7 separate regions of the Homo sapiens genome follow, and all the other regions are linked to region 1. Evidence: chromatin loops called from intact Hi-C (ENCODE). Cell type or tissue: Caco-2. All regions are shown on one strand. Links, peaks and the distances in the headings refer to the core of each region. The heading gives the core; the rest is flanking DNA. Region 1 holds the start of GLYATL1-AS1 (GLYATL1 antisense RNA 1). Region 2 overlaps GLYATL1-AS1 (GLYATL1 antisense RNA 1). Region 3 overlaps LPXN (leupaxin). Region 4 has its middle 54 kb from the start of GLYATL2. Region 5 has its middle 13 kb from the start of DTX4. Region 6 has its middle 6.1 kb from the start of GLYATL2. Region 7 has its middle 38 kb from the start of GLYATL1.

What was found. Hi-C counts contacts between places; a loop is a spot of excess contacts. Peaks named below come from ENCODE experiments on the same cell type or tissue, not always from the same donor. Only the 100,000 strongest peaks of a DNase experiment are listed, where the experiment ranks them.
Region 2: a loop joins it to region 1, with 11 times the contacts of the local background. A loop is called at or near these places in 17 of 110 quality-filtered maps.
Region 3: a loop joins it to region 1, with 13 times the contacts of the local background. A loop is called at or near these places in 5 of 110 quality-filtered maps.
Region 4: a loop joins it to region 1, with 10 times the contacts of the local background. A loop is called at or near these places in 2 of 110 quality-filtered maps.
Region 5: it touches region 1 in a loop (5-fold over the local background); 33 of 110 quality-filtered maps call a loop at or near these places.
Region 6: it touches region 1 in a loop (14-fold over the local background); 6 of 110 quality-filtered maps call a loop at or near these places.
Region 7: a loop joins it to region 1, with 14 times the contacts of the local background. A loop is called at or near these places in 6 of 110 quality-filtered maps.

Annotation. Positions count from the first base shown.
Region 1 is chr11:59,056,105-59,060,448 of GRCh38, forward strand. GLYATL1-AS1 (GLYATL1 antisense RNA 1) reads right to left here and starts at 2,348. Exons shown (of 6, transcript NR_033853.2): 1 at 2,268-2,348. RefSeq lists enhancers at 2,183-2,252, 2,423-2,682. In Caco-2, for the core only: a CTCF peak has its summit at 2,507; a DNase peak (open chromatin) is centred at 2,487; H3K4me3 peaks cover 690 bases.
Region 2 is chr11:58,957,099-58,961,442 of GRCh38, forward strand. All of the region lies in intron 5 of GLYATL1-AS1 (GLYATL1 antisense RNA 1), which reads right to left. Among named protein-coding and RNA genes, the nearest start is that of GLYATL1, 20 kb to the left of the region's middle. In Caco-2, for the core only: a CTCF peak has its summit at 1,623 (motif pointing right); no DNase peak of the experiment used is centred there.
Region 3 is chr11:58,565,508-58,569,851 of GRCh38, forward strand. The region is part of intron 2 of LPXN (leupaxin); the gene reads right to left. Among named protein-coding and RNA genes, the nearest start is that of LPXN, 8.2 kb to the right of the region's middle. In Caco-2, for the core only: a CTCF peak has its summit at 2,593 (motif pointing right); a DNase peak (open chromatin) is centred at 2,594.
Region 4 is chr11:58,788,496-58,792,839 of GRCh38, forward strand. No RefSeq gene overlaps it. Among named protein-coding and RNA genes, the nearest start is that of GLYATL2, 54 kb to the right of the region's middle. In Caco-2, for the core only: a CTCF peak has its summit at 131 (motif pointing left); a DNase peak (open chromatin) is centred at 1,861.
Region 5 is chr11:59,156,528-59,160,871 of GRCh38, forward strand. No RefSeq gene overlaps it. Among named protein-coding and RNA genes, the nearest start is that of DTX4, 13 kb to the right of the region's middle. RefSeq lists an enhancer at 2,215-2,264. In Caco-2, for the core only: a CTCF peak has its summit at 2,120 (motif pointing left); a DNase peak (open chromatin) is centred at 2,124.
Region 6 is chr11:58,848,596-58,852,939 of GRCh38, forward strand. It overlaps a transcript of GLYATL2 not described here. Among named protein-coding and RNA genes, the nearest start is that of GLYATL2, 6.1 kb to the left of the region's middle. In Caco-2, for the core only: no CTCF peak of the experiment used is centred there; a DNase peak (open chromatin) is centred at 2,036.
Region 7 is chr11:58,898,851-58,903,194 of GRCh38, forward strand. It overlaps a transcript of GLYATL2 not described here. Among named protein-coding and RNA genes, the nearest start is that of GLYATL1, 38 kb to the right of the region's middle. In Caco-2, for the core only: a CTCF peak has its summit at 2,137 (motif pointing left); a DNase peak (open chromatin) is centred at 2,161.

The DNA.
Region 1 (4,344 bases), core at 74-4,073:
ATTAACTTTTTATTCAATCACTGGTATTTGTTTCTAGTGCTCATAATTGAACACAAATTTGTTTACTATTATATAAAATAAAGTAACAGCTATTCACCGTTTCCTCCTTTACCTCAATAAGTTGACATCTTCCAATAGATTTATTTCCCTGTTTTGCTCCCTCCTCAGATCCAGATGAGTGTGCTAAGTGATACAAAATGCTTTTATTCCTCTACCGTTCAACCCCCTGAGCCCGATGTTTTAGTTCCACGTGTTTTAGTTCCAGGTGTCACAGAATTTCCCTTGCAGTGTGTCTCATCAATTTAAAGAATCCTTCTTTAAAACTTTTCTTACACATTCCCAGAGAGCCTATCATTGTCCATTTAGAGTTAACTCTCTACATAAAATTTGTCAATTTTTTTTTACTCACCACTGTTTCCTCTCCTTATTTTCTGCTCCTATCTGAAATCTCTTTTCCTATTTGATTAAATTGCTTCTTCAGTATTTCCTGCATGTACATATGCTACCGATATAATATCTGAAGACTCTCAAATCCACAAATATCTTTCTTTGACCCTCACAAGAATATAATTTCTGCAGCCTTATACATTGACAAATGTTTGTCTTTTACCCTCAAGTGACTGATTCCCTATGACATCACATTTTAGGATGACCAAATATAATTTTCCACTTTATACATAAGGAAACTGAGGTACAAAGAAACAAGGTAGCCTTGAACTTTCATTCAAGGTCACAAAGCTAGCAAAAAGTGGATGACTAGCGATGAGGTCTTCAGGTTGAGATTAACAAACAACATCACAGGATATAATAGGATTTAACCCAACTTCAACTTCATAAAATGAATGGACATTCCCTGATCTTCCCTCCACTCCCACCCCCACCTCAGGGGATTTCAGGATGCACTGGGCAAAACTGTCTCCCTCCATCCCCAACCGTTTCTCAGGCAGTGACAGGTGTCAAGAACTCCTCGCCGCCCTTCTTGAAGCTTACATTCTGGAGCAGGGAGGCAGAAGCTAAACCAAAAATTAAAACAACTGTGAACATATTCCCTATAAACTCAGATGTAGTATATGAAAACAACACATGATTTGACGACAGAAGATGATGGAGGGAGAAAGAACAACAAATAAATAGGAAAAGAGGCCTCAGATAGGAGCAGGTAAAAAGGAGAGAAAACAGGAAGGGGTCAGGACTGGTTTCCCTCAAAGCCTGTCATTTGACAGAGAGCTGCAGAAAGAAGGAATAGAGCCAAGCACATAACAGGAGGGTAGAGTTGCAGTCTGAAGCACCCAAAATGGTCCACTAGGATGGACAAAGGACATACTTGAACCACCACTTAGATTCATCTTCATCTAAAAAATAAGAAATTAAGTGTGTGTAATATTTAATTATTTAGTACATTAATTACAGTAGAATATATAGAGTTGATGCTCAATTTGTTAAAAAATAGATATCTAAAATTAAACCTCAGAGATTACTCTTGCCTATGACAACGAGCTTCTGAAAGGCAAGGATAGGTCTCACCCATCTCTGTATCTTCAGAATCCATCATATTATGTGGAACATAATAGGTATCAATAGTATGTTGGGGAAAAAAATCGAAACCATGCTGAGCACCGGAATTCTGTGTAAATCTTTTTAAAAAGTCTCTTCTACTTTACATCAGAGTCCCTTTTGTATTTTTAGTATCATCCAGCCCCACGCCTTGCAGATAAGCCCCTAAGAAATGAATGGGTGAATGAATGTGTGGACAGCGGGATGGATCATTGAGTGAGGAGCAGTGATTCGCAGGACCTGCATGCATTGAAATCCTGCCAAAGCAGCCTCTGCAAAATAAAAGACCTTGGGCTTTGGTTTCTGACACAAGTTAAAATTATCCAAGGACTCTCCTTGGGCCACTTAGTTGAGGTTTCCTAATCTGTGAAACAGAAAATGAATTCAATAGAAAGATGATTGAGACAAATTTCTGGAAGGTGCCAAAGCAGGATGCCTGGCATTGAGGGACGCTTCACACCTGTTATCTCTCTCCCTATTCTCTCTTCACCCCTACTCCCGCCCGGCAACTCCCCGCTGTCAGCTCCAGGAATACTTACCTGCTGAGAAAAGGAAAAGCACAACACTGACTTTACCCCGCGACGCTTTTAAAAACTCCAAAACACCCAGCGCGATGGGGAGTAGGTTTCCCTAAAGACAGGTGGAGCAGCCATAGTTAACTTAGAGGAAGGTGAATTGACAAAGAGGGTTGAGCCACTACGAGCGGGAGTTACCTTGGACTAACAGTTGTATCTTCAGCGAGCACAAGTCCTGGAATCTCCCACGCCCATCCCTTTTTTTAGCGCCACAAATGCAGCCTCCTAAGAGAATGGGAAGCTTGGGAGTCAGAGAACAGAAGATTGAGCTACCATTGGCCTTAATGGATGTCAATCTTCACTTGTCTCTTTTTTTTCCTTCCTCGCCTCCTTGCCCCTCCCTATCCCGGTAGGCGCGTTCTCTGGCGCCATCATATGGCAGAATGCGGGACTACACCAAATGCGGAAAGGCACCTTCCCCTTCCCTGAGTATCTGCAAACTCAGGGCTGGGCTTGGTTTTTAAGAGCTCAGCTCCTGTGCCAGGGGCGGTGCTAAAAGGGGCTGCCTGCGCAGATGTCATTCCCACAAGATGCAAGTAAAGAAGCACCGCGGACACCGGGGGAGGGTCACAGAGTGACAGGAGGACTGGTTGACCAGCTGACTGGCCTCACTTCTGACAAATGCAAATTACCCAGCCACAGTCCAACCAAGGGTATCAAAACAGGATCTCTGCAGATGGAGCTCAGTGTTATGTGTTTTGGATGCTCGCAATAAGATTTTCATGCACCATAAACTTTCCTGAGTATCTCAACCAGTTTTGTTGATGCCGGGGTTTGTTCAAAGCTGCAGATTACTGGGCCTCACCCCAGACCTACTCTACTTAAATATAGTGGGGTTCCCATAATCCCCATTTTAAAAAACCTATCCAAGTTAAAGTACAGAGAATCACAAACTGGAAGAACTCCTTAATTTACAAATAAGAAATGGAGACCCCCCCACCAAGAGAGAAAGGAATTTGCCCAAGGTCTCCCTGAAAGAGCCTAAGAAAGCGTGAGGCTCTAAGGTTAAAATCCTACCTGACACCCTTTCCTTTCCCCAACTAGTCCTGTGACCTCTAGCAAACTATCCTGTCCTAATCTGTGAAATGGGAGCAACAGTCACACCTACCCCAACTGGTGACTGCAAATATTAAATGGGGCCACAATGAGTCAACTACCAAGCACCACCCCATTGTAAGTTGAGGTTGAAATGATTCTAGATCGCCCTACCCCCATTCATCTCCCAGTACCATTGTATGACCGTGGAGGTGAAACCATCCAGCCGCCTGTTGGTCCCAAACCATGTTCACCTCCACCCGTGGCTCAGTGACTATTTCTTTTCTTGAAGAGAGAGAGAGGCTCCTTGGAGCCTCTGGAATCTGGAGGGGGATGTTACCTTCCCCCTGTGTGCATTGTCTTCCCAAGATAGGATGGACTACGGGGTCTCCATGTGAAGAGTTAGCTGCCAGGGCATCAAGGATGGCTCCTAAGTGGTTGCTGGAGGCTTAGAGACCCCACTCCAGCTCTCTCTCAAATGGGGGCAGCTTGTTTGCAGCAGTGAGTGAGGTGGGCCCACTACGAACCCACAGGAGGAGAGGAAAAGACCGTCCCATCTAAGCTTTTACATAACCCATTGCAAGCTCCAGAATGTGGTGCCCAGGCCCATATCTATAACCCACCCCCAGAGGCCAGTTCTCCTCAGCCTTTCCTGCCACTTCTGCCATTGTACATCCAGACACTTCCCCTGTTCTCTTCTATCAAACTCCTACTCATCTCTCAGCCATCTAGTCCAAATATTAATCTTTCTCTGTGATATACTCTCAGGGTAGAGGCAGTGGTGCCTTCCTCTGTATTCCCAGAACATGTTGTCTGCAACTCTAAATACAGACATCATCCTACTATTAGGGTTCAAGAGCATCTTTTATGGGTTCATGAAGGAATCACTCTTCGTAAACACTGGCCTTATTCCCTAACTTCACCAGACCTGACCTTAGTGCATGATCCATTCCCACCTCTCCCAACCACATGAGAGGCCTTTTCCTCTTTATGGGTTTGCAAACCACAATATGACCTAACCACCAGTTACTGGCCAAAAGCATTCTTGTCACGTTTATTATAAAATCCAGCCAACAAGATGCTTTGTGCCAAGGGAATGTTCCTTTTCAGGGCAAACACTCTGTCCCCAGGGATGTTAGACAACTTCCATAGCCCCGTATAAGCATTAGCTAGAAATGAG
Region 2 (4,344 bases), core at 100-4,099, 99 kb before region 1:
TGAAGCAGAAAAGATACTTTAATAGAATTGGCTTTGGAAGTAAAGTCTGCCAGTATTAAGAAACACCTATTTTCATCTCTCCATAAAAAACAAAACTTCCACAAAATTGAATGTTTATATTTGATGCGATTTTAAAGTGTGCAATTCCAGCAATTAAAGAATTGTGTAGGTCATGGAGCATTTTTAAAAAACTTCATCTTAGAAGGCTGTGGTAGATCTGTTACCGCTTAGTATGAATCAATCCAATCAGATTTCTAAACTCCTAAGACCTGGCTGATTTGTTACATTGACTGAAATGAAAGCATGGTCTGAGAAAGAGAGGAAACATGTCATTTGGGATTTCAAAGGTTGGAACATTCTTACATAAAAAATAAACTCGGGAACTTGGGGTAATATGAAAACAGCTATATTTTTCACTCAAGATGCAAAAGCTAATAAAGATGATGAAAGAAGACAAAGCAAATAAAATTTGCCTATTTCAAAATGGTGCCTCGGGCAGGTCCTGTATCCAGAAGAGGATGCTCATCCAGGGTCTGTAAGCTCAGGTCATCTTAGCTCAGCCCAGCTGGCAGCTTCCCTCCTCTGCCCCTTCCCTGAATGCAAGCCAGCTTCCCTTATCTAGCCCTTCATGGTCCTGTTACGATAGTGATTCCCAAACCTTATCATCCACTTGGATTAAAAAAACACAAGAAAGCATGGGAAAGAGGAAGGAGGATTTCTTAAATATGGCAAAAATAAGTCCAAAATTATCAGTAAACACAATACAGATGAATGGGGTAATTTTTTTATTAAAACATATGTTTTTCATATTGAGTTAAAAACAAAGTCCAAGAAGCATGCATTAATCTGCTCTGGCTGCCATAACAAAGTTTCATACACTGAGTAGCTTACACAACAGAAATTGATTTCTCACTCGTTTGGAAACCGGGAAGGGATATGACAAGGTTCTGGCGAGGTAGGTTTCATTCTCAGTCCTCCTCTCTCAGCTTGTTGATGGCTGCTCTCTCTCTGTGCCCTCACATGGTGTAGAGGAGGGCTCAGACTCTCTTCCTTTTCTTAGAAGGACTTAGTGTCATCATGGGGGCTCCACCCTCATGACGTCATCTAAACTCAATTACGTCTGAAAGGCCCACCTCCAAATACATTTGGAGTTGGGACTTCAACATATGAATTTGGGGATCACAGTCAGTACATAAGAAAGCACATCTGAAATAAAAACACAAAGGCTAAAAGAAAGGAAAAAGATATACTAAATGATTTTGAAACTGAAAAAGCAAAGTAATAACATCAATACTAAGCAAAACAGAACTTAAGACGAAAATCTGCTAAATACAGAATTCTCCCACAAGATAAGTCATGAATCTTCCTCACAACACAACTACAAAATACATATGGCAAAAGCTGACATACAAAAAGAAATAGGCAAATCCACAGTCTCAGTAGGAGAACTCAAAATACTTCCCTCAGAAAGCAACAGATGATGCCGATAACAAAGACAACTTGACAAAATGCCATCACAAGTTGATATTTCTGGTGATGTTGGGGTTATCTGCTTACTGTGTATTTGAGAACTTCTGTTCATCTGTTTGTCAAACTGACCAGCAGGGGGTGCTGGGGAGGGAAACACTCCACAGGGAGGGTGGGGAAAGTTCTCTAAGTCTAGAGGCTCCTGGTCCCCCCATGATCATCATCTATCAGGGGCAAGCACTGCTGATACAGGAGCTAAAAAAATCAATTATTTAGGCAGTTAGTGTGGGTAAGGGAGTCGTTGGTAAGGTTTTCCTTTTAATAAAAAAGCAGCCCCCATCTAATTTTGTTTTCTAACAACAATCAGCCTGAAAAATCAGCTGCAAGCATAGATAAGCAAGCTAAAACTTGCAAAGGGGAATGCCGGCACCTATGCCAATAGAAAAGGGATACTTGGAAGCCAGGCATACTCGCATGTTCAACATGGAGGTGTCCTCTTCTTTTTTTTTTTTTTTTTTTTTTTGACGGAGTCTCGCTCTGTTGCCCATGCTGGAGTGGAGTGGGGCGATGTCGGCTCACTGCACCCTCTGCCTCCCGGGTTCAAGCAGCTCTCTACCTCAGCCTCCTGAGTGGCTGGGATTTCAGGAGCCCACCAACAGGCCCGGCTAAATTTTTTTTTTTTTGTATTTTTTTTAGTGGAGACGAGGTTTCACCATCTTGGCCAAGCTGGTCTTGAACTCCTGACCTCGTGATCCACCCTCCTCGCCCTCAGAAAGTGCGGTGATTACAGGCGTGAGCTACGGCGCCCTGCCTCTTCTTCCCTTTTCTTTGTCTTCAAGTGTTCAGGCAACATGGCGCTGGCCAGATAGAGACCCCATCTGCATAATAAAAGATTAGGATGGGATGGCCAGCCTCTTCGTGCATTCACACCTGGTCCAACCAACCCTCTGAGCCCTGTGTAAATCAGACACTGGCTCCTCAAGCTCATCTATAAAACCAGCCGCAACTTGCCCCAAACCCAGAAACCCGCTCAGGCACCCTTCCAATGCACAGGGAACTCTCTCTTCTTTCTTTTGCCTATTAACCTTCCACTCTTAAATCCACTCCTTCTGTGTCTACATCTTCAATTTCCTTATTGTGAGACAAAAAGCCTCTGGCATTTACCCAAATGATTCTGCTTCACTGCCATCTCTAGCCCAAGTGCCAAAAATGACCACTTTAGCCTGATGAATGCCACGGCTGCTACCATGCTGCTTAGGACAAGCAAGGATACAAAGATGGACTGGGGAATGGTTTATCAGAGAGGCCGCAATGAAAGCATATCCCATGCAACTTTCCACTTCTTAACTTCTGTCATTTTCAAACTTAAAGGTTTTTTTTTTTATTTTTATGTTTTGTTGTTGTTGTTTTGTTTTTAACAGTTTCTATTTCTGGCCCAAAGACTTCTCTTTGTTTTCCTCCTATGACATATTTATTGTTTGTTCTAAAGTCCTTTCCAACATTTCCTATAGTAATTTAGAAGACATGTGTTTGGTTCACATCTTGATCTCCTCTCCACCTAGAATTCTTTTTACTTTCTCCCAGGAAGATTCCACCCCTCCTATTCTGCCAGTTCCCTCTACCTCAAACAGTTGCCCTTTCAGGCAGATAAGCCTGGGCCAGTTCTACTTTACTATGGACACCAACTCTTCTGAAATAACATCTGAGTCTTGGGATTTGCATATGAATCTTCCCTTGACACAGAAAACAGTCTTTCCTTTTACCTTCACTAAAGGCATACACTTGGGAGAATGGACAGCACTAAAATTCCACAGGTTTCAAAACCAAACGTGCTGTGCCATTCTAGAGTTCTTGGAATGAAGACGACAAAGTAGGTTAGAAGGGATGATTTCCTCCTTCCTTTGTCACCATGAAGGAGCTCCTGTTTTTAAAGGGAAAAATTAACGACAGTCCAAAAGAAACTCTTGCAAATCAAGCCTTGCCATGCCACCACGAGAAGGGTAATCTGTGTGCCTAGGGGTGAAATTTTTAAATTTTTGTAACGGTGTCCAGGGTCACCCTGTGGATAACAAAAATATTTAAAAACCTACACCGGTGCCAACCTTTCAGAACTGTGTGTCTTTGCAAGGACTTACCAAGGCCTAGAGATGATAGCAGTCTACAGGCAAACTCCAAAGCCTCCCACCTGCCCCAACCAACACACACACACACACACACACACAAACACCACCCTGCTATTCTTTGGCCCTAGATCTCACTTAAATTTATTCTAAATCTTAATCTCCCTGTGCCTTCAAACTCATGTGTTGTACAGCCTTGGTAATTGCTTTTTAAGGATATTCCCTGACTTTATAAAAACTATTTATGAGACATATATCTAAGGTAAAACTTTTCATTTCAGCCCAGATCAGCACTCTTTTTATTAGAATTACAAATCCTGAATTTCTTAGTTGCTAGAAAAATATATTGAAAAGGAATTATGCTTGTATAGCAACGGATTATCTCTGGAAAAGTACTGGGTGTCTAGAGGATGAGTGAAAATTGTTTCCCCTATATATATTTTTTTATTTCGAAAAGTATATCCTGTGTATATTCAAAAGATAACATTTTATAAACAGGGAAATTGCCTCCACTGTGGACTCTTATTAATTCACTTATCCACCAAGTTCTCTTATTAACTGACTTATCCATCATATTCCCTTATTAACTTTTTATTCAACCACTAGTATATGCTTCTATTGCTCATAATTGAGCACAAATTTCTTTACTATTATATAAAATAAAGTGCCAGCTATTCCACTTTTTCTCCCATACCTCAATGAGATGACATCTTCCAATAGATTCATTTCCCTGTTTTGCTCCCTCCTCCCATCCAGA
Region 3 (4,344 bases), core at 164-4,163, 490 kb before region 1:
TGGGTGACAGAGCGAGACTCGGTCTCAAAAAAAAAAAAAATGTGTTTATTGACCTGAATTTGGTCTTATTATATTGGTGGACCTATAAGATAATTCTATCCAAAATTTATTTTCAAAATAAAAATTTCCTGAAATATCTTAAAGTGATAGTGATACAAAGTTATGAACATTCAAGCAACTTTAAAAAAATATTGGCCAGGCACAGTGGCTAACGCCTATCATCCCAGCACTTTGGGAGGCTGAGGCACGTGCATCATTTGAGGTCAGGAGAATTTGAGACCAGCCTGGTGTCATGTGACCAGACATGGTGAAACCCTGTCTCTACTAAAAATACAAAAAAATTTGCCAGGTATGGTGGTGGGTGCCTGTAGTCCCAGCTACTCGGGAGGCTGAGACAGGAGAATTGCTTGAACCCAGGAGGCGGAGGTTGCAGCGAGCCAAGATCATGCCACTGAACTCCAGCCTGGGCAACAGAGTGACACTCTGTCTCAACAACAACAAAAAATTGATTATCTGAACATTTTTAATGGTACAGACAATTATTCTTTATATGTATTCACATACCTTAATTGGTTATTTAGATATTATTGTCTCTAGCATTGGGATGTGGACATTTTTCAGGAACATGTGTTTTTTTTCGTTTTTTATTTAAACAGTTATTTTTTTATAAAACTGCAATCTTTTTCAAAACTTCATTTTATGGTTAATATATTTGAAATTATGGACAACTTTAATTGATGCTTCACTATATGTTTTTAACTGAGAACACATTTCCTCTCTAGATACTGATGAACCTGTAAGTTCTGCTAAATGAAGAATCTTCTCATTTTTTAGATTAAAATATGTAAATATTTCAGGCCAATATCGTCATAGGTGCTGTCTTTCTACCTTCATTCAAAGCACTTTTGCTCAATAATTTCTTACAAGATAAAACTTTCAAGTTGTCTATATCTGTGATTGTTTCAACATTTCACCAAATCTAGATACTGCAAAATCATAGACTTTCACAATTTTTCTCCATTTTGGTAGAGAATAAAAATTTATCCAAATAAAATTAGAAGTCAAAATACATCAAAGTCAAGATTTTTCTGAAGCACAATTGTCAAAATAGATAATTAAACCATATCTGCTTTCATCTTTTGATTTGTTCAACTCCTTCTTCGCTTTTGTAGGGAGAAATTTGAGCTTCTTCCTTTGCAAGCCTTATTTTACATAATTGTAACTTGCTAAAAGCTTCAAAAGCTGAATTTTCATGCTACATTCATTCAGTAATCGATTAAAAATTTCCAACTGGTCTTGAACATAATGCAATCTAAATTTGGGTTGCTTTACAAAGTGGTTTTTCAAAGGCTCAGGCATTCCCAAAATCCAATTGATGACATGCAACACAGACAGGAATATACATATAGTCATTCTGAAATGTTTCCTTGCATGGTAGTGTTCAATATCAGCTTCTGTCAGAAAAGTTTTGTAGATCAGTTACTTATAAAATCTGTGTGTGTGTGTGTGTGTGTGTATATATATATTTATAATTTATACATTTTGACAATTTTAGTTTCTGTTTTGACTGACAGAATACCGCAGCTTGTTTGAATGCAGTCACAAATTTTGTGCACATTACAACCAATTCCAAGTACATTTCTGCTTCATAGCTTGTTAACTTGGTAAGAACATTTTTAACACAATGCTGTGCTCTATTAACATTTGTATTCATATTCTTACAACAAAAACAACAGTTTACCTTCAATGTTGAGCTTTTCAACTAAATTTACAGTGGCATTAACAATGTCAGATGTTTCACTTTTTGACTAGGAAATAAATTTTCACATATTTTATTTTGATTGTTTGAATTAGATAAAAAACAAAATTGAAACATTTCAGAATTAATACATTTTTGAATTGAGACCTCTAAGGAAATTATTATAAAAAACATTATTTGAAGGTTTGCAAAGGAAAATCACTCATTAATTATTACCAGTTTACTTACAAGTACAAGAAAACTTGGAATTGAAAATGAGCAAAATTAATTTATGAGTTATTTGATACTAATGGGAAGGTGTGCTTCACAATGACATGTACATAGGCCTCCTGCAGCTGCCGTGTTGAAGTCATTTTAAGGCATATTCTTCTTAAATTATTAACTTTGGAAATAGATGCCAAAGCTGCTTCACCATATTTGTACCTTCTGGTTTTCAAAGGGATAGTGATCTTTCTACTTGCCTGCATGGTACATGGTAAATATTGAAAAATATTTTCTGCACGTTGCATATTCATTATCAGCTTTCTTGAGACAATTAAACATGTGGGTTTTGTTTTGAGCTAACTGCTGAAAGGGTTTATTGTAAAATTCAAAAGGCATTACCATATAATAAAACAAATAGAGCTTCACATATACAAATAATAACAAAACTGCTTTAATAAAACAATTAGGTTACACTATACTCTATGGCAAAATTACTTAGCCTCTATTTCCTAAACATAATTTGTATGACATTAAGCCACAATTTCTCCCATTTTCTACTGACTCTGAGGAGGTTCCACGCATCTCACAGGCCACCCACCACACGACCACATGAGGGCATGAGTGGTGGTTCACAAAGTGGCCAGCAGGGGGAAAAGCCTCAGAAATTCTTCTGCTACCACCTAAGATCAGAAGAGGTACTTGTGCTTGAGCTCTTAGCTTTAACAGGCAGCACCCTGCATATAATTCTTGAAAGGTTGCTGCTAGCTAGGTTTCATCTGAACAGAATCAAGAAAAAAGACAAGTTATCATTAGCCATCTTTTGCATTTAACCATAATTAAGTCAGAATTTGGCTGGGGACAGTGGCTCGTGCTTGTAATCCCAGCACTTTGGGAAGCTGAGGCAGGCAAATCACCTGAGGTCAGGAGTACAAGACCAGCCTAGTCAACATGGTGAAATCCTGTCTCTACTAAAAATACAAAAATTAGCTGCGCATGGTGGTGCATGCCTGTAGTCCCAGATACTCAGGAGGCTGAGGCAGGAGAATCACTTGAACCTGGGAGGCAGAGGTGGCAGTGAGCCAAGATTGCACCACTGCACTCCAGCCTGCACGACAGAAAGAGACTCCATCTCAAAAAAAAAAAAAAGAGCACTGTTCACTGAATATGTGTTTCATACGCTGCTAGATGAGACCATGGAAGAAGCTGGAAGGAGGTCTGTTAAGCCATAGTGGCTTACTTAATGCAAATACTGATAAGAAAACTTTAAATAAAATTGAAGATCTGGGGTAAAAAGTAAAGTTAATAGGATGTGAGAAAAACAAGCATAAACCCAGGACTCTTTCAGGTAAACCAGGATATATGGTCACCCCAGAAAGATCAACATGAAACTATGGCTTTTACTCCAAATGAGATGGGAGTCATTTTGGGGTTTTGAGTAGAAGAATGACAGGGTCTGACTTTAGTTTTTAAAGGTGACCCTGGCTGCTTGAGAACAGACTGCAGTGGGGCAAAGGGCAGGAGACCACTTAGGAGCCTACAGCTATAATCTAACACTGAGAACAAAGACAATAGTTCCCTAGTAGAGAGATAAATTCGTATCGTTAAAATTGTGTATGTGTCTGGAGAAAAGAACAGTTAGGGCGTAAACTACCCCTGAGCTCAAATTTCAGGTCTGTGCTTCTGGCTATTTCATACAGGGAACAATGATGAATCAAAATATCATAGTACAAAATTACCAGCTATGAAGAGCATCTACTTAATTCATCTTACACTAATTCCATTCTCATCAAGCAACCTTTTAATTATAATGTACGTCCATATAGACTTATCCATAGGAAGAGAATGCATATATGAGTAAATATAGCTGTTTTACTTGATAGCTTTAACTGTAAATTTGATTTCTGAGTTTTGTTTTTTTTTTGTTTGTTTGTTTTTTGAGACAAGCTCTCATTCTGTCGCCCAGGCTGGGATGGAGTGGCGCAATCATAGCTCACTGCAGCCTCGACCACCTGGGCTTAAGCAATCCTCCTGCTTCAGCCACCTGAGTGGCGGGGACCATAGGCACGCACCACCACACCCTGCTCATTTTTTAATTTTTCGTAGAGATGGGGGTCTCACCATATGGCCCAGGCTGGTCTCAAACTCCTGGCTTCAAGTGATCCCCCCGCCTCAGCCTTCCAAAGTGCTGAAATTACAGGCCTGAGCCACTGCACCTGCCCTAGGTTTTTAAAATATATATATAATCACTTGTCAATTTGGTTAGTTTGAGTTGGTTCCCTAGAGCTTCATCATCTCTATATAAACTAATAATTGAATCTCCTAATCTATTCAGCAGAAAATAAGACCTGGGAAGTAGTGACCCTAAAAAGTCACCCTGAGAA
Region 4 (4,344 bases), core at 90-4,089, 270 kb before region 1:
ACTCCATGAATCAGCCTATTGCCTGAGGTAATAGAGAACTCCCAGCAGACAAGGACCAAGTATAATGTACACCCAGCCAATTTCCCCTCAGCTGGCTCTTATCCATAAGCGCCATCTACTGGCTTGCCTGTCAAATTGCACAGCCCAATACAAAACCTGTGGCTATAGAAGCAAAGTGAAAAGATCCTCCTATCCAGCATTCTCCACAGTCATAACCCCTGGGTTGGGGACGGAAGGAAGATACAATGATTTTAGGTCCCACATCCAGAGCACAGTAGTATGAGGGATGGGCTCCCAAGGCCTTGGGAAGCTCCACCCTTGTGACTTTGAAGGGTGTAGCCTCCATGGCTGCTCTCATGGGCTGGAGTCAAAAGTTTGGGCTGCAAGCCTGAAGCCTTCTGTGTTTGTGAGCCGATAGTGAGTTCACCATCTTTGAGTCTGGAGGGTAGCAGCCCCCTTCCCACAGCTACTCTAGGCAGTACCCTGATGGGGACTCTGCGTGGAGTCTCCAGTCCCACATATCCCCTTGGTACTGCCCTAGAAGAGTTTCTCTGTGAAGGCTCTGCCCCTGTGGCAGAATTCTGTCTGAATACCCAGGCTTTCCCATACATCCTCTGGAAACTATGTGGGAGCTATCAAGCCTTTTTCATTTTTGCATTTTGTGCACCTGCAGGCTTAACACCATGTGGAAGCCGCCACTGCCTATGAATTGTGCTCTCCAGAGCAGCAGCCTGAGCTGTATCTAGGACCCTTTGAGCCTTGACTGTGGCTGGAGTAGCCAGGATTTAGAGAGAACTGTCCCAAGGCAACACAGGGCAGCTGCACCCCAGGCCTGGCCATTGAAATGATTCTTTCCTCCTAGTCCTCTCGGCCTGTGATAAGGGGGGCTGCCTTGGAGATTTCTGAAATGTCTTAAAGGCCTTTTTGCCATTGTCTTGGATGTTAGCCCCTGGCTCCCTTTTGTAATACTAATCTCTCTAGTAACAGGTTGTTCTGCCCACTGCTTGGATTCTTTCTCTGCCAAAGAACCAAGCTACAAATTTTCCAAACTTTAATGCTCTGCTTCCTTTTAAAATAAAAGTTTCAGCTGGGCACTATGGCTCACACCTGTAATCCCAGCACTTTGGGAGGCCGAGGCAGGCAGATCACGAGGTCAATCCTGGCCAACATGGTGAAAGCCTGTCTCTACTAAAAATACAAAAATTAGCCAGGCATGGTGGCAGGCACCTGTAATCCCAGCTACTTGGGAGGCTGAGGCAGGAGAATCACTTGAACCCAGGAGGCGGACATTGCAGTGAGCCATGATCACACCATTGCACTCCAGCTTGGGCAACAAGAGTGAAACTCCACCTCAAAAAAATATGTATATATGTAAATATATGTTCAAATTTTAAGTCATTCCTTTGCTTCTGCATCTGATCATAGGCAATTAAAAGTAGCCACACCAATTCTTCAATGTTTTGCTGCTTTAAAATTTCTTCTACTAGATACCATAGGTCATCACTCTTAACTTCAACCTTCTGTAACACCTAAGGTTCTTGCCTAGCCATGCCAAAGAATTGGGGTTGTGGCTGACCACAGTGAGTGATAGAGACTCAGACTGAGAGAGAGTGAGCAGTAGGTTTTATTGAGCAGAGCAAGAGTACAAAGCTTCCACAGCATGGAAGGGGTCCCGAATGGGTAGCCACTGGTGGTTTTGGGTGATTGCCTTTTAAACTCTTTTAGGCGGGAAATACGAGTGGCGGGAAGATGTTACCAGAGCAAGAAACAAAGGCAGTAAATTATTTTGTGCCATGTCTTAGATTTTGAGGAAAACTGGAATTGCAACTTAGGTTTTATCTAAGTTGACCTTTTATCTTATCTTATGACCTTGCAGCAGCCTGGCAAAGGAGACAGGATCTTACAGGACTTTACAAAGTATGTTTACAAGGAATTGGAATTGGGAATATAGATAAGGTCCCCTGGTCACAGAAAAACAGGCAGTTAACATTTCTTTTACTTTAGTTTCGAGGGAGGGGGAAGGGGGAGAGGGAGAGACGACAGAGAAACTTAACAGCAAAATTTTCTCTGTTTATAGCTTTCTTGGGGAAGAAAACACATGCACAAATCCTGGTGTTAGGAATATTTTAAGCATAAATTTTCAATATTATTCATCCAGGACTGAAGTAAGTCTTCATGCAGGAAATGAGTGAGTTTCATAGCTTTCTGAACCCCTACTCGACCCAGAAAGCCCAGCTGGCACCTCCTCTCACTTCCAGAGGTCCTTAGGATGTGACACAATGCATCCAAGCATTTTGCTAGGGCATAACATGGGGGAACGTTTACTCTACTTCCTAATAACTTTCTTATTTTCATCTGAGATCTCATCATTTTGGACTGCACTGTCCGTATCCCTATGAGCATCTTGGTCCCAACCTTTTATCAGGGCTCTAAGACGTTCCAAACTTTTCTGCCATTTCCTATCTCTTCTGAGCCCTGCAAACTCTTCTAATTTCTGCCTGTTACCTATCTCCAAAGTTGCTTTTACATTTTCAAATGTCTTTATAGCAACACCCTATTCTCAGTACCAATTTTCTTTGTCAATACATTCTGATATTGCTATTAAAAAAAAAAACACGAAGCTGGATAACTTATAAAGAGAAGAGGTTTAATTAGTTCATGGTTCTACAGGCAGTACAAGCATGGCCCCAGCATCTCCTTCTGGCAAAGGCCTCGGGAAGATTACAATTATGGTGAAAGAAAAGAGAAGGTGACATATCATATGGTGAGAGTGGAAGCAAGAGAGAGAATGGAGTGGTCCCAGACTCTTTTAAACAAGCAGATCTCACATGAACTAACTAAGTCACATGACTTGGCACTAAAAAATTTATGAGGAATGTGAATCCCAAAAACCTGAGACAGGTCTCGGGCAATTTAAGAAGGTTATTTTGCCAAGGTTGAGGAGGCACACCTGTGACACAGCCACAGGAGGTCCGGACAACATGTGTCCAAGGTGGTCAGAGCACAGTTTGGTTTTATAGGTTCTAGGGAGACATGAGACATATGCAAGATGAACATTGGTTCAGTCTGGAAAGGTGGGACAACTCAAAGCAAAGGCAGAAAGAGTCAAAGTGGGGAGGGTGCTTTCATGTCATAGGCAAATAAGAGACAAATTTTTGCATTCTTCTGAGTTGCTGATTAGCCTCCCCAAAAGAGATAATCAAATATGTATTTATCTCAGTGAGCAGAGGGGTGACTTTGAATAGAACAAGAGGCAGGTTGGCCCCAAGCAGTTCCCAGCTTGACTTTTTCCTTTAGATTAGTAACTTGGGGGCCCCAAGATTTATTTTTCTTTCACATTTTCCTTTTTTTCTTTTTTTAAAATCTTTTGGAGATTCTTTTAGAACAAAATGAGTCTCTGGTTTCAGGTTTCAACTGATCCATCATGGTTAGGATGGTTTACTCCTAGACAGGTAAGTCTTGAGGCATTAGAAAATGTCATTTTTAGAAGGTTGTGAAGTCTCATGTCCTGTGAAGAGAAAATAGGGGAAGAAAAAAGAAAAACAACAAAAGAACAATCCTAGAAAATCTATATAGGCCACATTACTCTGAAGTCCATACATCAGGAGGCAGATATGAAAGTGGCTTATTTATGTAAATAAGTTGCTATTATTTTCTTCTGAATATTAAGTTGTCTAGCTTCAGTTTGCAGGGCTTTATGAAATCACAGCTTAGTTTTCAGTGACTCCAAATTAGAAAAAATAGGAAAAAAAGTAAGGGAAAAAAATTGAAAACATTATTTTGAAAACTTGTAGCCAACAAAAATTAGAATTCAGTCCAAACTGTAGAAAATAATAAAAATGGAAAAATATTGGACAAGACCAGAATCTAACAGCAGGTGTACTATAGTTTTTGAAACATAATTTTTCTCTCTTCACTTTCTCATATTTACTGAAGACAAATCACGATAAGACTGGTTTGCTTTATTGTACTTGGCCTAATTATTTGTATACAGTACAGCAAGAATAAGTATTTTTTACATAGGCTTTTAAATTGGCTTTGATGGAACTTTGTTTCATAGAAGAAACTTCAGATAAGTCTTTTTTAAAGCTGAGCCCAGCCATGGATTTGTGCCACCAAATACCTATGAGTTGGGTGATCCTCCCCAGATGAGGTTCTTAGATATACTTGGGGCTCCTGGGTCTGTCAGAAAATGATATTCTTTACTCATCACAGGTCAGGAACCCTGTACAGGTGCTGTATAGAAAAAGATATGAGGCCAGTTTTTCCAAGGGGCTTTTTTATGGAGCCAATTGGCTCCATAAGTCAAGTTTGATTCCTTAAAGGAAAGTATACCATTCCAGT
Region 5 (4,344 bases), core at 144-4,143, 100 kb after region 1:
AGCTTATTGTTCTTTCTCCTAAGAGCTAGTTCATCAGATCCAGACACTACTATGGCCATTCCTGCATCTAAAGTACACCCACCTTGGATCACTTAAGAAATATAAGCATTTCAGAATGCAGCAAATACCTTTCTCTGATTTTCTCTTGTCCTAGCTCTCAAGACCAGGTAGCTAGAAAATTCAGCTTAGGTCTGGATTTATCACCACTCACTCATCCAATTCCTGGTTACAGAGCTAACCCACTATCACATTCTACTCCAGATCTCTCTTTGAAATGGGATAATGGATTAAACAAGGTTGTAGTGGGTTTAACTGTGCCTGCCCCTAAGGGCAGGCACTATCCTCACCCTATATACCTATAAATGTGACCTTATTTAGACAAAAATGCTTTGTAGATGTAATTAAATTAAGATTCAAGAGATGAGATCATCCTGCACTTACTGGGTGAGCCCTAAATCCAGTAACGAGCATCCTTATAAGTAAAGAAGAAACACAGAGGAGAAACCGAGAAAGAAAGGCCATGTGAAGATGGAGACAGAAATTGGAGAGATACATCTACAAGCCAGGGGTTGCCAGGGATTGCCAGAGGCCACTAAAAGCTAGGAGAGAGGCATGGACAGGTTCTCCTCAAAACCTCCAGAAGGAACCAACCCTGATAACATCTTAATTTCAGACTTCTGGTCTCCAGAAATAAGAGAGTAGATTTCTGTAGTTTCAAGCCACCAAGTTTGGGGTAATTTGTTATGAACTGGGTGGCTTAAAACAATTTAGTCTCTCACAGTCATGAGAGGACAGAAATGTATAACCTGAAGTCAAGGTGTTGGCAGGGCTGTACTTTCTCCAGAAGGTGCAGTGGGGGTAAGGGCGAGTGAATTAAGGGTCCCCCACTGACCTACCTGCTAATGAGTCTGAGTGGCCAGAGGTAGAATTGAAATAAGCCACCCAAATGATTCTTTGGTTGTCACTCATGTGACTCAGTCTCCTCTGGGCAGGAACAGGAAGGGATGCTCTCATGACAATGGAGCAGCAAGCCCCACAGCCCAGCAGAAAAGCAACGTGGTTGTGGCTACTGAGTGAAGAATCCCTGAAGTTGAAATACATGGTGTCAGCAATAAGGACCTTGCTATTTGATATATAGCTTCGGGCGAACAAAACATTTGAAATTTATTTGATTGAATACAAACTAGTCATTCAAAACTAAAAATACATGTAGCCAATTTCCTTCCCCTTTGCCCCCCTTTAACCCATCCCTTCCCTTCTGCCTCAACCTCAGCTGCTTTTAGAGAAAGATAATTAGAATGCAACTGAGATATCTCTGTCCCCAAATGGGACGGAGGCCATGCACACCTGTGTGCATATACTGGGGAACTTCAGGGAGGGAAGGGCTCAAGCTTATGGCTCTGTTGGATTCAGGTGTCCAAGTCACCATCCTACCCTGTCCTGTAAGAGAACAAGATGTTGGGCACAGGAATGGCCAAAGGCACCAAGGACTAAAGGATGGAGCTGAGGCAGTGTACATAGGGGTAGAAAGGGATCTCTGGGCCTGGGTGTTCACCAAATACTGAGAGGTGCATGGAAAAGAACTGACACTTGTGCTTAGATTCTGACCCTGCAGCAAGGAGTTAAAGGAGGGAAAAGGCTAGCAACTAAGTTTTCTTCCCTCTCTCTCTCTGCTGTCTTCCATTTGCCACCCTAGCTGTCCTTTCCCTCTCACCCTGAACTTCCCTGGGCTCCTAGACAGGCACAATTGTTGGAGCCTGATTTTCATTATGCTCCTACAGGGGGAAAAGCAAACGAATTCAACTGATGGAGTTTAGGTATGATTTGCTGTGAGAGAAAGAAAGCTAAAGTAACGTTATAGATGGAGCTCCTTGGGCGGATTCAAGATACCGTTGTTGTGGAATGATGTTGAGTGCCTTCACTTCCTCATCTCGTGTCAGAGAGGATCACCCTGTTCAGCAACTGCTTCCTGTGGGACATGTAGATCATCCTCTCAGTTTGTTTCCCTGTCCCCTCTCAGTAGTCTAGCAACAACAATATAGACTCTTCAAAAGAATGGGAAATCCTAGCTTTGCTTAAATACAGAAGCGCTCAGAGGCCATTTCCTAGGACAACATTGCCACCTACTGGAGGTAGCCACAAGTACACACCAATAAAGGCAGCTGTCAATTACCCTGCTGCCAAACTCTTGAGATCCACTGCCTGACTCAAGGATGCCTCTTCCATCTGGCATCCCTTTTGGGTCTTGGGTCAACTAAGACTGGTTGACTAACAAAGGGAGAATCCAAAAGGCCAAAAAAGCAGTTAAATGAAAATGGTATATTCAAGAGCTCAGCCAGGGTGGTCTTGGCGTCACATTGGTTTTACAAGAAAAGAAAATGTCAGATGCCTTTCCGGGTGAAATGTTATCTCTTACTTTGTCACCTGAATTATGTTATTTTCCTCCAAGGAGGGTTTACTGTATCCTCCTGATACAGAGTGAAATCAGATCATTAAGGTCTGATTATCAATTAAGAGGTCTGATTATCAATCAGACCTTTTAATGATCAGATTTCAGTCATGGATAAAATCAACTTGAGACTCAGTTGTATAATGCCAAGGCTCTGTCTACCTCTGGTTGGCTTCACTTCTAGAGTGTAGCCTGGAAGGGCCCCAGCTGAGGCCTTGGGATGTTTACTAGTGTCCTCCCACTTCCTGCGTTATCGAATTCAGAACTCCAATTTTTATCTCCTCAGCACTGTAAGTCTTTAGGGCACTCTGCTCCACTTTTCACTGGATGACTCCAATGGGCACAAGGCATGAAACTTAGTGCCATCCTTAAGGATCTAAAGGATACAGAAATGATGCTCCCTGTCATGTATGCATTTAGTTCATCAGTTGTGGAGAATGACCATTCACTATCACAAAATCAACCAACTGGTGGGCCCAGTTGCAGCCACTGTGCCAGATGTGGAATCTTTGCTAGAGCAAATGCACATTTAATCAGGTACATGGTATGTGGCCATCAGTTGAATTAATGCATTCTCTTCTATCTCTATCAGAAAAAGGGATCATAAATAGTTCCACTCACATGGAATAGACAACAGTGTACATGTGTATTTTTGCCCCAGGACTATATTAGATATAGTGTTCCTTCTGTTATAATATAGATAGAAAAGATTTGGACTACTTGTACTTCCTTCAGACCATCACACCTGTCTACTATATCGATGTTAACATGCTAATTAGGCCAGATGGCAAGAAGTAATCAACTACCTTGGAGGTGCCGGTACACATGCATTTCAGGTGACAGGAAATAAACCCCGTGAGGAATCAGAGGCCCCCTAAATCAGGGGCATGCTAAGACCACCCATCCAAAGAAAAGGATGAATTATTGAATCTTGCATACCCCATGAAGAAAAAGAAAGTACACTGCCTGATAAATCTCTTTGGGTTCTGAAGGTAGCATATTCCATGCATGGGTATACTGTTTCAGCCAATTTACAGGGGATGCTATAGGCTGCCAGCCTTGAGTGGGGTCTGGATTAGGAAAGGGTCCCAGAAGATCCAAGCTATAGTGAAAACAGTACAGCTGCTTGGACCATGTGCCCTGGCTGACCCTCTGGTATCAGATGTGGGAAAAGATACCATGTGGAGTTGATAGCAAGCCCAAGTGGGAAAATTACAAGGCAAAGTTTTGGGGTTCTGGAGAAAGCCCGTGTTTTTTGCAGTGGATAGTTATATATCTTTTGAATAACAACTCCTTTTGAATTATATACTGTTTGAATATACCTTTTGGGCCCTGGTAGGGAGCACCTAACCATGAGACATTAAGTGACTCTGCATCCAAATCTCGCCATTTTTTAGTGAGTTCTATCAGAATTATCAAGTCATAATGTCAAGTGTGGCCAAAAAACCAGTCTCTCGTATGATGGAGTTGGAATGCCTAGCATTGTGCAGCATGAGCAGGAAAGGAGACCACAAGTGAGTTGTATGACAAATGTGTGGAGCAGGCTCCCAAAGATGTTCACACCATAATCCCTGGAATATGACCATGTAGGTTATATGGGAAAAGGGAATTAAGACCGCTAATCATCTAAGTTTAAGATAGCAAGGTTATCTTGGATATCTGGATAGCCTGATGTAAGCACGATGATTCTTAAAGGTGAGAAAAGGGAGAATCAGAGATTCAGAGGGAAACGTGACCATGAAAGAGGCACAGAGAGATGCAACACTGCTGGCTTTGAAGATGGGGGAAGGGGTCATGAACCAAGAAATGTGAGTGAGCTCTAGGAGAAAGAAAAGGCAAGGAAACAGATTCTCTTCTAAACCTTCCAGAAGAGAACTGAGCCATAATGATACCTT
Region 6 (4,344 bases), core at 151-4,150, 210 kb before region 1:
ACAAAGCAGAAAAAAGAATTAGTGAGCTTGAAGACAGGCTATTTAAAAATGCGCTTTCAAAAGATACAAAATAAAAAAATTAAAAAACAACAAAACACATCTACAGGTTATAGAAAATAGCCTTGAAAGGGCAAATCTAAGAATTATTGGCCTTAAAGAGAAGGTAGAGATGGAGATGGGGTAGAAAGTTTATTTAAAGAAATAATAACAGAGAACTTCCCCATACCAGAGAAAGATATCAGTATCTGAGTACAGGAAAGTTGTAGAACACCAAGCAGATTTAACCCAAAGACTATCTCAAGGCATTTAAAATCAAACTCCCAAAGGTCAAGGAGAAAGAAACATAAAAGCAGCAAGAGAAAAGAAATAAATAACATACAATGGAGATACAATACATCTGACAGCAGATTTTTCAGTGGAAACCTAGGAGACAGTGGCATGACACACTTAAAGTGCTGAAGGAAAAATACCTTTTACCCTAGAATATTATCTCACAAAAATATTCTTCAAAAATGAAGGAAGAATACTTTCCCAGACAAGAGCTGAGGGATTTCATCAATATCAGACCTTTCCTACAAGAAATGCTAAAGAAAGAACAGAACATTGAGAAAGAAAGGAACATTAGTGAGCAATAAATAATCACCAGAAGTTTTAAAACTCACAGGTAATAATAAGTACACACGAACAGACAGAATATTATAACGCTGTTAACTGTGGTGTATAAACTACTTTTATCCTAAATAGAAACACCTGAGCTCAAGCAATCCACCTACCTTGGCCTCCCAAAGTGCTAGGATTACAGGCATGAGCCACCACACCTGGCCTATATATCAATAAATTGGAAAACCTAAAAAAAATGACAAATTTCTAGACACATATGATCCACCAAGATTGAACGAGGTCAAAATCCAAAACCTGAACAGACCAATAGCAAGACACAAGACTGAAGCTATACTAAAGTCTCTCAGTAAAGAAAAGCCCAGGATCTGACAGCTTCACTGCTGAATTCTACCAAACATTTAAAGAAGAATATCAATCCTACTCAAACTGTTCTGAAAAATGCAGGAGAAGGCAGCAAACTAACACAAGAACAGAAAACCAAACACCGCATGTTCTCACTTATAAGTGGGAGTTGAACAATGAGAACACATGGACAAAGGGAGGGGAACATCATACACTGGAGCCTGCTGGTAGGTGGGGGCCTGGGAGAGGGATAGTATTAGGAGAAATACCTAATGTAGATGACAGGTTGATGGGTGCAGCAAACTACCATAGCTCGCTTATACCTATGGAACAAAGCTGCACGTTCAGCACATGTATCCCAGAACTTAAAGTATAATTAAAAAAAGATAAACAATTCCAATAGAAAAACAGGAAAAGTGAAAAAAATAGAGAAGGGAATACTTCCAAACTCATTCTATGAGGCAAATATTATCCTGATACCAAAACCGAAGACACATCAAAACACAGAAAACTACAGTCCAATATTTCTGATGAATATTGATGCAAAAATCCTCATCAAAATACTAGCAAACCCTGGTAAAAGTGGGCATCTTTGTTGTGTTCCAGCTATTGGAAAAAAGGCTTTCAGCTTTTCCCCATTCAGTGTGATACTAGCTGTAGGTCTGTCATATATAGCTTTTAACCTGTTGAGGCATGTTTCTTCTATTCCCAGTTTGTTCAGAGGTTTTATTATGAAGGGATGTTGAATCTTATCAAATGCTTTTTTGTGGGCGGTAAGCCACCTGAGGCAAGAGACCGAGGGCACGAGCTGTTCCAGTGTGATAAATATATAAAATAACAAGAGTTATACTAGATATAGATCATAGATATGATTATATATGAATATCATTAATCATTAATTTGTAGCAATTACTCTTTATTCCAATATTATAATAATCTTCACTCTACAATCATAACCCAGGAAAAACCAGGCCATACAGAGATAGGAGCTGAAGGGGCATGGTGAGAAGTGACCAGAAGACGAGAGTGTGAGCCCTCTGTCATGCCCAGACAGGGCCACTAGATGGCTCCTTGGTCTAGCAGTAATGCCAGCATCTGGGAAGATGCCCATTACCAAGTGGACATGGTCTAGCGGTAGCATCAGTGCCAAGGAAAAGCACCTGCTACTTAGCAGACCAGGAAAGGGAGTCTCCCTTTCCCCAGGGGAGTTTAGAGAAGACTCTGCTCCACCACTCTTGTGGAGGGCCTGACATCAGTCAGGCCCACCCACAGTTATCTGGAGGCCTAACCATCTCCCTGTGATGCTGTGCTTCAGCGGTCATGCTCCTGTTTCACTTTCATGTTCTACTCTGGGCACCTGGCTCTGCCCTCTAGATAGCAGTAGCAAAATTAGTGAAAGTATTAAAGTCTTTGATCTTTCTGAAAAGAGCATAGAATAAATAATGGCATAAGCTGTACTCTCTCTGCCTTGGCTGCCAAACAGGGAAGGGCCCCCTGTCTGGTGGACACGTGACTCACGTGACCTTATCAATCATTGGAGATGACTCACACTCTTTACCCTGCCCCTTTTGCCTTGTATCCAATAAATAACAGTGCAGCCAGGCATTCGGGGCCACTACTGGTCTCCGCATCTTGGTGGTAGTGGTCCCCCGGGCCCAGTTGTCTTTTCTTTTATCTCTTTGTCTTGTGTCTTTATTTCTATGATCTCTCATCTCTGCACATGTGGAGAAAAACGCACAGACCCTGTGGGGCTGGCCACTACCCTTTTTAGCATCCATTGAGATGATTATATGGATTTTATCTTTCATTCTGTTGATATGGTGTATCGCACTGGTTGATTTGCATATTTTGAACTATCCTTGCATCCTAGGGATACATCCCAGTTGGTCATGATGAATAATCTTTCTAATGTTATTGTTGAATTTGGTTTGCTAGTATTTTGTTGAGGATTTTTGCATCAGTATATGCACATACTCTGTACCCACAAAAATTAAATATTAAAAAGAATTAAAAAAACAAAAAAGATAGACAATTGAGTTGGCCTTCTTCCAAAGAATTGTATTACATAATATTTGGACACTGCCAGAAACTCCAGACATCTGAGAGACATGATTACTATTATATGGTTCCTGGGTGTATCTTCCTCACTTCTGTAGAACTACAGAAATAGGTGGGTGACATGTGGGAAAAGATTCATAAGTAATGTTAAAGAGTTTCTAAATCATCACAGGGGAGATGGCAAGCCACTGGAAAGTTAGGACTGGAAAAACATGGTTGGGAGGAAGATGTCTGTTAGTGGGATACACACAAGGGATGATTGCCACCTGAGCTAGCATGATAGCCTACTGAGACGAGAAGAGATCCATAGATTTGAGATAATTCAAAGGTAGAGTTTGCAGAATTTGGTCATTGATTGAGAAAGAGTGAGAAGGCTGGCATCTGAGTTTCTGGATTGATCCACTAGAAGCATCAATAATTTTAATTCTTTGAATGGAAATAATATGTAAATTGGTAGATGATAATTTGCTTAAAGTCTTCATTAAGATATTTTCATGACTGTGAAACCAAATGACTATATTTATGAATGTGTTTACTTCTGGCAGAACTTTCATAGGCTCACTCCTTCTAAACTCAGTTCCCTTAACCCTCTTTCCATGAGATCGTATGAGTCTCAATAAAAATTCTGCAGTAGGGGCTATTAGATACCCAACCCCATCTCCAGTTTTTCCTCATGCTTCAGGAAGAAGAATTTGCTATTACCAGGAAAGTCTTTTAAAGCTGCTATGGACATTCAATTAAAGGACACTGAGAATGTAACTAACAGAAATTCAGTGATGTTTCCAAATTGCCTGACTATACGTTTTGAATAACAATGACCTACATTTATTGAGAAATTAACAATATGCCAGGTACATTCAAACTTCTTAGTATATTGTTTCATTTGGTCCTCACAACAACTCTATGAGGTAATCATTACTATTATCCACATTTTATGGAGCAGGAAATTGAGATAGAGATAGGGTAAATAGCTTGCTCAAAATTACATGAAATGAAAATAGCCGATCCAGGATTAAGGCCACAGAACCTTTGCCAAGAGCTCTCAAGTGAGATGTACAGACAAATATTCTTCTTCTAATTGCCATCAGCTATTTGAGACCATATTATCTGCCAGTTTCCTTGTTGATCTAGAAGTCTCTTTAATCGTTAACTACTTCCCTAAAGGCTCTGTCTCCAAATACAGTCACATTGGGGGTTAAGCCTTCAACATGTGAATTTTGAGGGAACACAATATGGTCCTTAAGAGTTGCTCTCTGTTCCCAAGCTGAGTGCTAAGGTCTTTCCTCAATAATGAATTCTTTTTTGCCTAAGTCAGCCAGTGAA
Region 7 (4,344 bases), core at 108-4,107, 160 kb before region 1:
TTCTTTCTCCAATATTTCCTGGATGTAAATATGCTACTGATATAATATGTGAAGACTTTCAAAACCACAAATATATTTATTTGACCCTCAGAAGAATATAATTTCTGCAGCCTTATAAATACGCAAATATTTTTTCTTTTACACTCAGGGGACTGATGCCCTATGAATCCACATTTTAGGATGACCAAATTTAATTTTTTCCATTTTATACATAAGGAAACTGAGGTGCAAAGAAAGAAGGTAACCTTGAACCTTCATTCAAGGTCACAAAGCTAATAAGAAGTGGATGACTAGCGATGAGGGCTTCAGGTTGAGATTAACAACCAACATCACAGGATATAATAGGGTTCAACCCAACTTCAAGTTCATAAAATGAATGGACATTCCCTGATCTTCCCTCCACTCCCACCCCCACCTCAGGGGATTTCAGGATGTACAGGGCAAAGCTGTCTCCCTCCACTCCCAACCGTTTCTCAGTCAGTGTGGGGTGTTAAGAACTCCTCACTGCCCCTCTTGAAGCTTACATTCTGGAGCAGGGAGGCAGAAACTAAACCAAAAATTAAAAAAACAAAAACAGTAAACATATTTCCTATAAACTCAGGTGTAGTATATGAAAAACAACACATGATTTGACGACAGAAGATGATGGAGGGAGAAAGAACAACAAATAAATAGGAAAAGAGGCCTCAGATACGAGCAGACAAAAAGGAGAGGAAACAGGAAGGGGTTAGGACGGGCCTCCACAAAAGACTGGCATTTGACAGACAGCTGCAGAAAGAAGGAACAGAGCCAAGCACATACCAGCGGGTTAGGGTTGCAGTCTGAGAAAGCACTCCAGGAATCACCCAAGATGGTCCACTAGGGTGAACAAAGGACATACTTGAACCAGCATTTAGATTCATCTTCATCTAAAAAATAAGAAATTAAGTGTGCCTAATATTTATTTAACATGTTAATTACAACAGAATATATATATATACACACACATACATATATAGTTGATGCTCAATTTGTTAAAAATTTGGTATGTAAAATTAAAGCTCAGAGATTACTCTTGCGTACGGCAATAAGCTCCTGAAAGGCAAGGATAGATTTCACCCCTCTCTGTATTTTCAGAGTCCATCGAATTGTGTGGAACAAAATAGGTATCAGTAGTATTTTGGGGGGTGGGGGGAGATCGAAACCATGCGGAGCACCGGAATTCTGTGTAAATCATTTAAAAAAACCTCCTCTGCTTTACAGCAGAGTCCCTTTTCTTTTGTATTTTTAGTTGCAACTAGCCCCATGCCTTGTAGATGACCCCTAAGAAATGAATGAGTGAATGAACGCGTGGACAGCAGGATGGATCAGTGAGTGAGGAGCAGTGATTCGCAGGACATGCATGCATTGAAATCCTGACAAAGCAGCCTCTGCAAAATAAGAGACCTTAGGCTTTGGTGTCTGACAGAAGATAAAATTATTCAAGGGCTGTCCTTGGGCAACTTAGTTGAGGTTTCCTAATCTATGAAACAGAAAATGATTAAATAGAAAGACGATTGCGAAAAAACCTATGGAAGGTGCGAAAGCAGGATGCCTGGCATTGAGAGACGCTTCACACCTGTTATCTCTCTCCCTATTCTCTCTCCACTCCTACTCCCGCCCGGCAGCTCCCCGCTGTCAGCACCAGAAATACCCGCTAAGAATACGAAAAGCAACGCTGGCCTTACACCGTGACGCTTTTAAAAACTCTAAAAACCCAGCGTGACGGGGGGTAGGTTTGCCTAAAGACAGGTGAGGCAGCCTTAGTTAACTGAGAAGGTTAATTGACAAAGAGGGTTGAGCCACTATGAGCCGAAGCAACCTTGGACTAACAGGTGTATCTTCAGCCAACACATGTCCCAGCATCTCCCACGCCCATCCCTCCATTTAGCACCCAAAATGCAGCCTCCTAAGAGAATGGGAAGCTTGGGGGGGTGGTCAGCTTTGGCTTTCATGGAAGCTACCATTGGCTTTCATTGATGTCAACCCATTAAGGGAATCTTCGAGTCCAAGAACGGAAGCTACCATTGGCCTTAATCTTCACCTCCCGCTTTTCTTCCCTGCTTCTTTTCTCCTCCCTATTCCAGTAGGTTAGTTCTCTGGCGCCATCAGCTGGCAGCACGCGGGAATATACCAAACGCGGAAACGCGCCTTCGCCTGCCCTGAGTAACTGCAAATCCAGGGCTGAGTGAGGTATTTAAGCGCTTGGCTTGTGTACTCAGGACGGTGCTAAAAGGGGGCTGCCTGCGCGGATCCTTTTCCCACAAGATGCAAGTAAAAAAGCACCGCTGACGCCCTGGGAGGGTCACAGAGAGACAGGCGGGGCGGTTGACCAGCTGAACGGACTCACTTCTAAGAAATGCAAATTACCGAGCCACAGTCCAACCAAAGGTATCAAAACAGGATCTCTACCGATGGAGCTCAGCGATATGTGTTTTGACCAGCTCACAATAAGATTTTCATGCATCATACATTTTGCTTGAGTTTCTCAGGTAGTTATGTTGATGTCCGGATTTGTTAAAAGCTGCAGATTACTGGGCCTCACCCCAGACCTATTGAACTTAAATATATTTGGGTTCCCAGAATCCCCATTAAAACAAACAAACAAACAAACAAAACACCTATCCAAGTGATACGGTTGAACTTTAAAGTAAAGAGAATCACAAACTGGCAGATCTCTTTAATTTATACTTAGGGAATGGAGACTTCCCCCACCCCCACCAAGAGGGAAAGGAATTTGCTCAAGGTCTCCCTGCAAGATCCTAAGAAAACGTGAAGCTCTAAGGTTAAAATCCTACCTGACAGCCTTTCCCTCCCCCAACTAGTCCTGTGACCTCTAGCAAATTATCCTGTCCTAATCTGTGAAATGGGATCAACAGTCACACCTACCTCAATGGGTGACTGTGAACATCAAAAGAGACCAAAATGAGTCAACTACCAAGCACTGCCCCACTGGAGGTAGACATTGAACTAAATCTTGATCACTCTACCCCCCATTCATCTCCGAGTACCACTGTATGAGGATGGAAGTGAAGTCACCCAGCCACATGTTGGTCCCAAACCATGTAAACCTCTACACACAGCTCAGTGAATATTTCTTTACTTGAAGAGAGAGAGAGGCTCCTTGGAGCCTCTGGAGTCTGGAGGTGGATGTTACCATCCCCATGAGTGCATTGTCTTCCTAAGATAGGATGGACTACGGGGTCTATATGGGAAGTGTTAGCTGCCAGTACTTCAAGGCTGGCTCCTAAGCTGTTGCTGGAGGCTTAGAGACCCCATTTCAGCTATCTATCAATAGGGGCAGGTTGTTAGCAGGAGTGAGTGAGGTGAGCCCACTATGAACCCACAGGAGGACAGGAAAAAAACCATCTCATCTAAGCTTTCACATACCCCATTGCAAGCTCCATTATGTGGTGCCCAGGCCCTTATGTCTGACACATCCCCAGAAGCCAATTCTCCTCAGTCCTTCCTGCCACTTCTGCCATTGTACATCCAGACAGTTCCACTCTTTTCTTCTGTCAAACTCCTACTCATCTCTCATCCATCAAGTCCAAATATAAATCTCATTCTCTGTGATATACTCCCAAGGTAGAGGCAGTGGTGCCTTCCTCTGTATTCCCAGAACATGTTGTTTGCAACTCTAAATACAGACATCAGCCTACTGTTAGAGTTTAGAAGCATCTTTTAGGGGTTCATGAAGGAATCCCTTTCCATAAACACTGGCCTTACTCCCTAACTTCACCAGACCTGGCCTTAGTGCTTGATCCATTCCCACCTCACCCGACCATGTGAGGGCTTTTCTTCTTTGTGGGTTTGACTACCACAAAATGACCCAACGACCAGTTACTTGGCCAAAAGTATTCTCATCACATTTATAATAAAATCCAGCCAACAAGATGCTTTCTGCCAAGGGAATGTTCTTTTTCAGGGCAAACACTCTGTCCTCAGGGATGCTGGACAACTTCCACAGCCCCATGTAAGCATTAGCTGAAAGTGAGGCTTCCTTGGTGGCTCAACAGATTCCCTGAGCATCCCTACCCTGTCACTGATATCAAATTGCAGTGGATTGCATCCAAGCTCTCAGACCATAGCTGCAAAAGGAAAATCAAAGCTAGAGCTCTACTCTGGACCTATAGCTCTAGGTAGTTAGTTTCTCTGTGAGGGTCACTTTTATACTTAAGGAAGAAATGGAAGATTGGTACTAAAAATGACGTCAGGTTACTTATTCCAATTGTGTGGTTCAGCTGTTACTCCAATGATGAGCAAATGAAGAGGAATTAGAAGCATAGCTATTCCTAGGCTCAAGGAGCAGGGAAGCTCTGGAAT